2 separate regions of the Homo sapiens genome follow, and region 1 is linked to region 2. The links are chromatin loops, found by intact Hi-C in ENCODE. Cell type or tissue: HCT116. All regions are shown on one strand. Links, peaks and the distances in the headings refer to the core of each region. The heading gives the core; the rest is flanking DNA.

The links. A loop is a pair of places that touch in the nucleus more often than their neighbours do. Peaks named below come from ENCODE experiments on the same cell type or tissue, not always from the same donor. Only the 100,000 strongest peaks of a DNase experiment are listed, where the experiment ranks them.
Region 1: it touches region 2 in a loop (2.4-fold over the local background); 6 of 110 quality-filtered maps call a loop at or near these places.

What each region holds. Positions count from the first base shown.
Region 1 is chr2:8,684,827-8,687,737 of GRCh38, forward strand. No RefSeq gene overlaps it. Among named protein-coding and RNA genes, the nearest start is that of ID2, 4.2 kb to the left of the region's middle. RefSeq lists enhancers at 1-542, 543-1,332 and silencers at 837-896, 917-1,136. In HCT116, for the core only: a CTCF peak has its summit at 1,117 (motif pointing left); a DNase peak (open chromatin) is centred at 1,135; H3K4me3 peaks cover 1,291 bases; H3K27ac peaks cover 948 bases.
Region 2 is chr2:8,103,367-8,106,277 of GRCh38, forward strand. All of the region lies in intron 7 of LINC00299 (long intergenic non-protein coding RNA 299), which reads right to left. Among named protein-coding and RNA genes, the nearest start is that of LINC00298, 130 kb to the left of the region's middle. In HCT116, for the core only: no CTCF peak of the experiment used is centred there; no DNase peak of the experiment used is centred there; H3K27me3 peaks cover 2,105 bases.

The DNA of each region.
Region 1 (2,911 bases), core at 178-2,677, 580 kb after region 2:
AATGAAAGTTAATCAGGAGAAGAAAAGAGGCTGTACAGAATTCAGAACATGATTTCAGGTTTAAGGGAAGGCAGAAACACCCGAGGGTTACTGTTTGCACAGGGAACTAAGCTGTCACCTGGCCCCGGGCTCCTGAGGCCTCCTTGGCTTCGCCTGCGTCCACACCTGTAGCCCCCCCGCCACACCCCACCCACCTCCGGGCCTCCGGAGACGGGGCTGGGCCGGGCGCATTTTCCCGGACTTTTCGATCGCCCTCAGCCTTGACTGCCGCCCTGGACTGGAAGGAAGAGGCAGCGGGCAGAAGCCTTTCCCAGCCAAAGACCGCGGGTGGCCACGTGCTCAAGACTGGTCTGCGTTTTCAGTCCCGGGGCGCGAGGTGGGCTGGGAGGCTCTGGAAGGCGGGTCCCAGGTGGACGCGAACCGGGGGAGGAAGGGATCCGGGCGGGGCAGCAGCTCACCTGGGGCGGAACAGGTGTTCGGGCGGCGCCACCGAGGAGTCCGCGCGTCTCCCCGCCCTGACCCCCGATCGCTCCCCGCGGGCGCTGGCGCTGGAGGAGGGCGGGGGCCGTGGAGCCGCGGCCGCCCGGATCGCCCTGCGGACCCGCGCCGGGGACTGGGCTCTGCCGGGGCCAGCGCGGGGCGGTCGTGTGGTTGATCATCATACCCGGAGGAAGCCCTGAGGGCCGTAGGGGCGTCTTCCCCGTCGCAGGCTACCCGCGGACCTGGCCCCCAGGTCCCCGCCACCTGTCGCCAGCCGCGGCCCCGGCCGACCTCTGCGCGGCGGGGAGGGAAGCGCGCTCTGGTCCCAACCCGACCCCCGCCTCGCCTCCGGGAGAGGCGCAGACGCCGGCCGCACGCTCGCCCCCCAGCCACGGGGACCCGCGCGTAGTCCGCTCGGACGGCCCTGGGGAGCGTCCCCGGACGGAAGCAGTGCGGGCGGGACTGTGGGGCGGCCCGGGCCCTTTCGAGCCCCTGCCGGGCACCGCTGGCGACGTTGGCCCCGGGACCCCTGGAGCCGCAGCCGAGGCGCAGCAGCCCCTCTCGGAGGCGACTTCCCGCGGCGCCAGCCGCGCTGCCCGACTCCGGCCGTGGAGCCCGGGCGCCACCTGCTGGCCGACACGAGGACGGCGGCTCTCGCGCGGGGCCTGGTGGGCCTGGGGCCCGGGCACTGGGAACCCGAGGAGCAATCCGTGGGGTGGAGGAGGTCCCGGGAGAAAACGCCAGGGAGTGCGGCCTTTCCAAATGAGTGCTGCTCCAGCATGTGTACAGCCGTTTCCACGTGTGGATCTCATGTAATCTTTGCTACTGCATAGCATAGACAGGATCCCCTTTTGCAAATTAGTAGTTGCTGCCAACCTCTATGCTAGGTGCTGTCCCAGAGATTTTTAAAAAGATCAGACAGGATCCTAGTCTCAAAGAGACTATGCTTGGATTGTGGGGATAAATGAATTGTGAAGTCACATGAAAGCCAGAATGCTTTCCCTTCTCTTTCCTGGATGTTTTGTTAAATTTTGTTTTAATTTTTCTGAACTGCTTAATAACTATTAACCAAGAACGCCAGTGTTAGTTAAAGCAGTGGGAGGTGGGAGTCGGCCTCCTTTTCTTATTCCAAATCCTAATGAGAATCGATCACATTTCTTCCATTTAGTAGGATGTGACTGTAGGCTTCTGTTGTAATAGATACTGTTTCTCAATTTTTGGAAGAGCCTTTCAATTGCTAGGCTTGTTGGAAGGGGTTTTTTTTTTTTTTTTTTTTTGAGAATTTTAAATCATAATTCGTGAGTCAATTGGTAAAATACTTTTGACTGCATTTACTGATATTATTTTTGTCTGGTGGATTACACTGATATTTCTGATACTGAACTAGCCATGCATTTCTGAAATAACTCCTACGTGAACATCATATATTATTACTTTTTATATCCACCGTGGATTCTGTTAGCCAATATTTTATTTTTGAAAATGAAATGGAACTGTGATTTACTTTCTTGTGTTGTCTGTAACTGGTTTTTGAATCAAGATCATACTAACCTCAAGCAATAAATGTACAGGTCAGTTTACATTTAATTTTAGCGTTCAAAGCCATGAGTGCATCCCTGAAGGTCGGCTAACGTGTAGTCTGTCTATTTCAGAGGTGAGCATTGAGTAGCCAACAGCACACAACCAGGCAGTGGGCAGACGAACTCAGTCCAGCGCTTTTTCAGGAACATAAAAAGGACTTTCAAGTAGAGGGTGAAGATGTAGACTCTAATAGAAAATAATATTCTTGTCAATAAGGAGCTGCTTTATAGAGCTTTTAAAATCCACAGCTAATAATTTGTGCGGCTCTCTGCAGGGCAGGTGCAGAGCCATCCCAATCCCCTTCAGCTTGACACCCCATACATCCTTCCAATTTTTGATGCATTTTGCTACCGGAAAAGGGGTTTCAGACTTTGAGTGTCTTTCTGGATGCTGATCCAGAAAAGGTGTTGGATGTTTTTCTATTTCATCATAAAGATACTTTGAAGACCAGGGGCAGTGGCTCACGCCTGTAATCCCAGCACTTTGGGAGGCCAAGGTGGGTGCATCGCTTGAGCCCTGGAGTTCAAGACCAGCCTGGGCAACATGGCAAAACCCCATCTCTACTAAAAATACAAAAGTTAGTTGGGTGTGGTAGTGCACGCCTGTAGTCCCAGCTACTCAGGAGGCTGAGGTGGGAGGATCTCTTGAGCCCAGGAGGTCAAGGCTGCATGATTGTGCCACTGCACTGCAGCCTGAGTGACAGAGCGAGACCCTGTCTCAGAAAACTAATTAATTAATTAATTTAATTAAAGATAATTTGAGTCAGAGGCAGCATAAGTTGAGAAGCTCAACAACATGTGTTTTGTTTATTGCTGACTAAAGTAGGCATTATGAGGAGCACCGCCTGAGA
Region 2 (2,911 bases), core at 144-2,643:
ATTTCTGTATCAGATTTCAGCTTTACTGGCTACAACTCTTTGTGCACTGCTTTTTTTAAATTAATGAGGCTAATAGGATTTTGATGTTTCAAGCTTTGTACACAAACCTAGCAGGCAAAAATCTTCCGTAAATGTATTCTAAGCTCTTGGCAAACTTTCCTCAGGAGCAAATATTAACTTGAGATAGTGTTTATTAGCATTTATAAAATAATCACTGTAATAGTGGTATGTAATTGGTAGAGATAAGTGCTTTTCTAAGCCAGGAATTAATCACGTTTGCATTCTTTAATAGGACCTGGTCAGAAATAATTTATTTCTTGCACAGTTTACATTTTAAATAACAATGTGATTTTCCCTGATTTCATGAAGATGCACTTCACCCTGCCTTTGCTGTGAGCACTGGAGCATGGAGAAGTGAATTCTGTATTATATAACACAGATAAAGGCTACAAGAGACTCCATAATTTGACTTTTTACCCCGTATCTCCGAGACTGGCCTAAAACTTGCAAATAGAGATTCTTCCAAATTAAACAGTCATTATGCTTCCATATTTATGAAGCATTTTTTGCTATTTTCCTACATCCTAAGAAGTACATCCTGATGCAAAACACCTGCTCCCCATAAGGCCATCCAGCCAACTGACTCCAGAAGAGAAGAAATGCTGTCAAGTTATTCAGAAGCACATTTGCAAGCAATGTAGGCTTCAGGAAGAACAAAAAGGCAAACAAACTTTCCCAATGGGCAATTTCCAGCAAGCAAAGGGAGTGACTCTTTATAGGCAAGAAAGGCCACTGCAGAAGAGTGGGGTGAGACTGAAAACACAAACAGGCAACGGCCAAAGCGTATACGAAAATAGAATTCCGACTACAACCTGCAGTGGCCAGACCAATAAACCAGCCCCTTCTCTACAGTAAATAGCCCAGGAAGCCAACCTGTTGGAAGTCAGACTTGCAGGAAGCCAGATAGCTATTTCTAGGAAGAATCCAGGGATCTAAACAATAACTTCTGTAACAACTGGCCCCAAATAGCCAAGACTTGATTAAAGAACTGACAGCTTTCCTAATTTTTTTGCCTTCTTCCAACTTAAGACCAACCAGAGAAAGCCAATTACGTGCCCCAGACCAGTCCCATAGGAGACCCTGCCTCTAGTGGGCCACCTCTGGCTTCTTCCCGCCAACAGCCTCCAATCAGGGCCACCTGAAGCCTCCCTATTCCACCAGGAAGCTTTTCTGCTCCTCTGCCTGACTTGGATTCTCTGCCAAAATGAAAGGGATGGTGGTTGACTCCCTTGCAAAGAGCAAGCTCAGGATAAATAGCCTTTGCTTCTTCTCATTTGTCTTGTCTTCATTTATATCCAGAAGTGAAATGCTCTGCCTGGCTCTTTTGTGTCTGGAGAAGCAGAGATGGGTCCAGCGGACCTCAGATATTTTCCCTCTACCTCTCTTCTCCTCCTCTTTTGCCCTCGGTTGCCCTGCTAAGATCCATCCCACCCCATTGCTCAGAATCCGCTTCTCTGCTGCAATTGTCCCAAACAGAAAAGGTCCGATCAGTTTGGCTAATCACTAGCTGGAGAGGTGTGTTCCTCTGTGAGCAAACTTTGAGGCAGACATAGACCCCTGTTCCAATGACATAACCGTGATGTTGAGATTCATTTTTCTTAGAGCACATGGCTGCTTTTCTGAGAGATGGTTTATAGAGGTCAGAAAAAGCATAGACAAAAAGCATAAAGTAAAACTTCCATGCCCACAGAAACAAGACATAACAAACAAAATAAAACTGCCCATAAACTTTAAAAAAAAAGTGTTTAACTGCCACGGTGTGAAATCCAGAATCACATGAATTAATACATAAATTGTGTTCTATTTGTTTTGGGAAGGTGTGGAATTGTCCATTTTTCAAGATAGAAATATTGTGCAAATGCAAATGTTGAACTTCTTGATAAATCTCTGCTGATAAAGAAATGTGATCTGTGTGTAATCATGCTACCTCTACTAGGAGAGCATTTGGTTGGCTCACCTGCCTGTGGGAACTTCTTAATTCACACTGACGTGTCACAGTTTCGCAAAACTTTGCTCTCAGAGTGCTCACCCTTGTTGATACTTTGATATCTCAGACATGGTCCACTGTAGTGTCTTTCTTAGGATCTGCAATTATTTAAAGCAATGTCCAAATAAGAATCGCTCCTTGGCAATAGTTTTCACTCCTTGGCAATATGTCACTGGCTACATCTGCCCAAAATCTTCATTTCTCCTTCCATCCTTTCCTCCTATTCTCTTCTTTTTCCTTCCTCCTTTTCCCTCTCTTTCTCTCCCCCATGAGGATTGCTTTTTTTCATCTGATTTAAAATTTCTAAAATAAACAGAACAGGAATCAGCACTTCCCCAGAACCAAAACTATCATATTTCAGCACACCTTGATACATATCATCTGTCATGCACCCTGGCACCTACATTCCAATGCTGTTCAACCTTCGGGGGGCAGAAAAACCAGATGCCACCTGGAGATTGCCAATCCAAAAGCCTTGGCTGGTCTTCTTTCTTCTACCCTTTGAACTGCATAGAGCCACTGGATAATATTTCTTGATCCCTCATCTGGAAGATTTGTGTTTTGAAGAGATGTAAGATTTGTGGGTTGACAAGATGATCTTTTAGCTTCAAGCTCCAACTCAGGGCTTAAAAGGAAACACAAGCTGGTAGGAAAATACATTGAGGGACTATATAACTTATTGTCTTAAGCCAGGACATTTTTGAGAGTGACAGGCGGTGCTATGATAATTTCAGTGGGATCATAAAAATGAACCTGGACATCCTGGGCAGACCAGAATATACTGTCACCTTGTCTGTGGGGTACGACAAAACGGCATCAGGTGCTTAAAAGTAAGGTCTGCACACATCACCCCAAGCAAGTTCC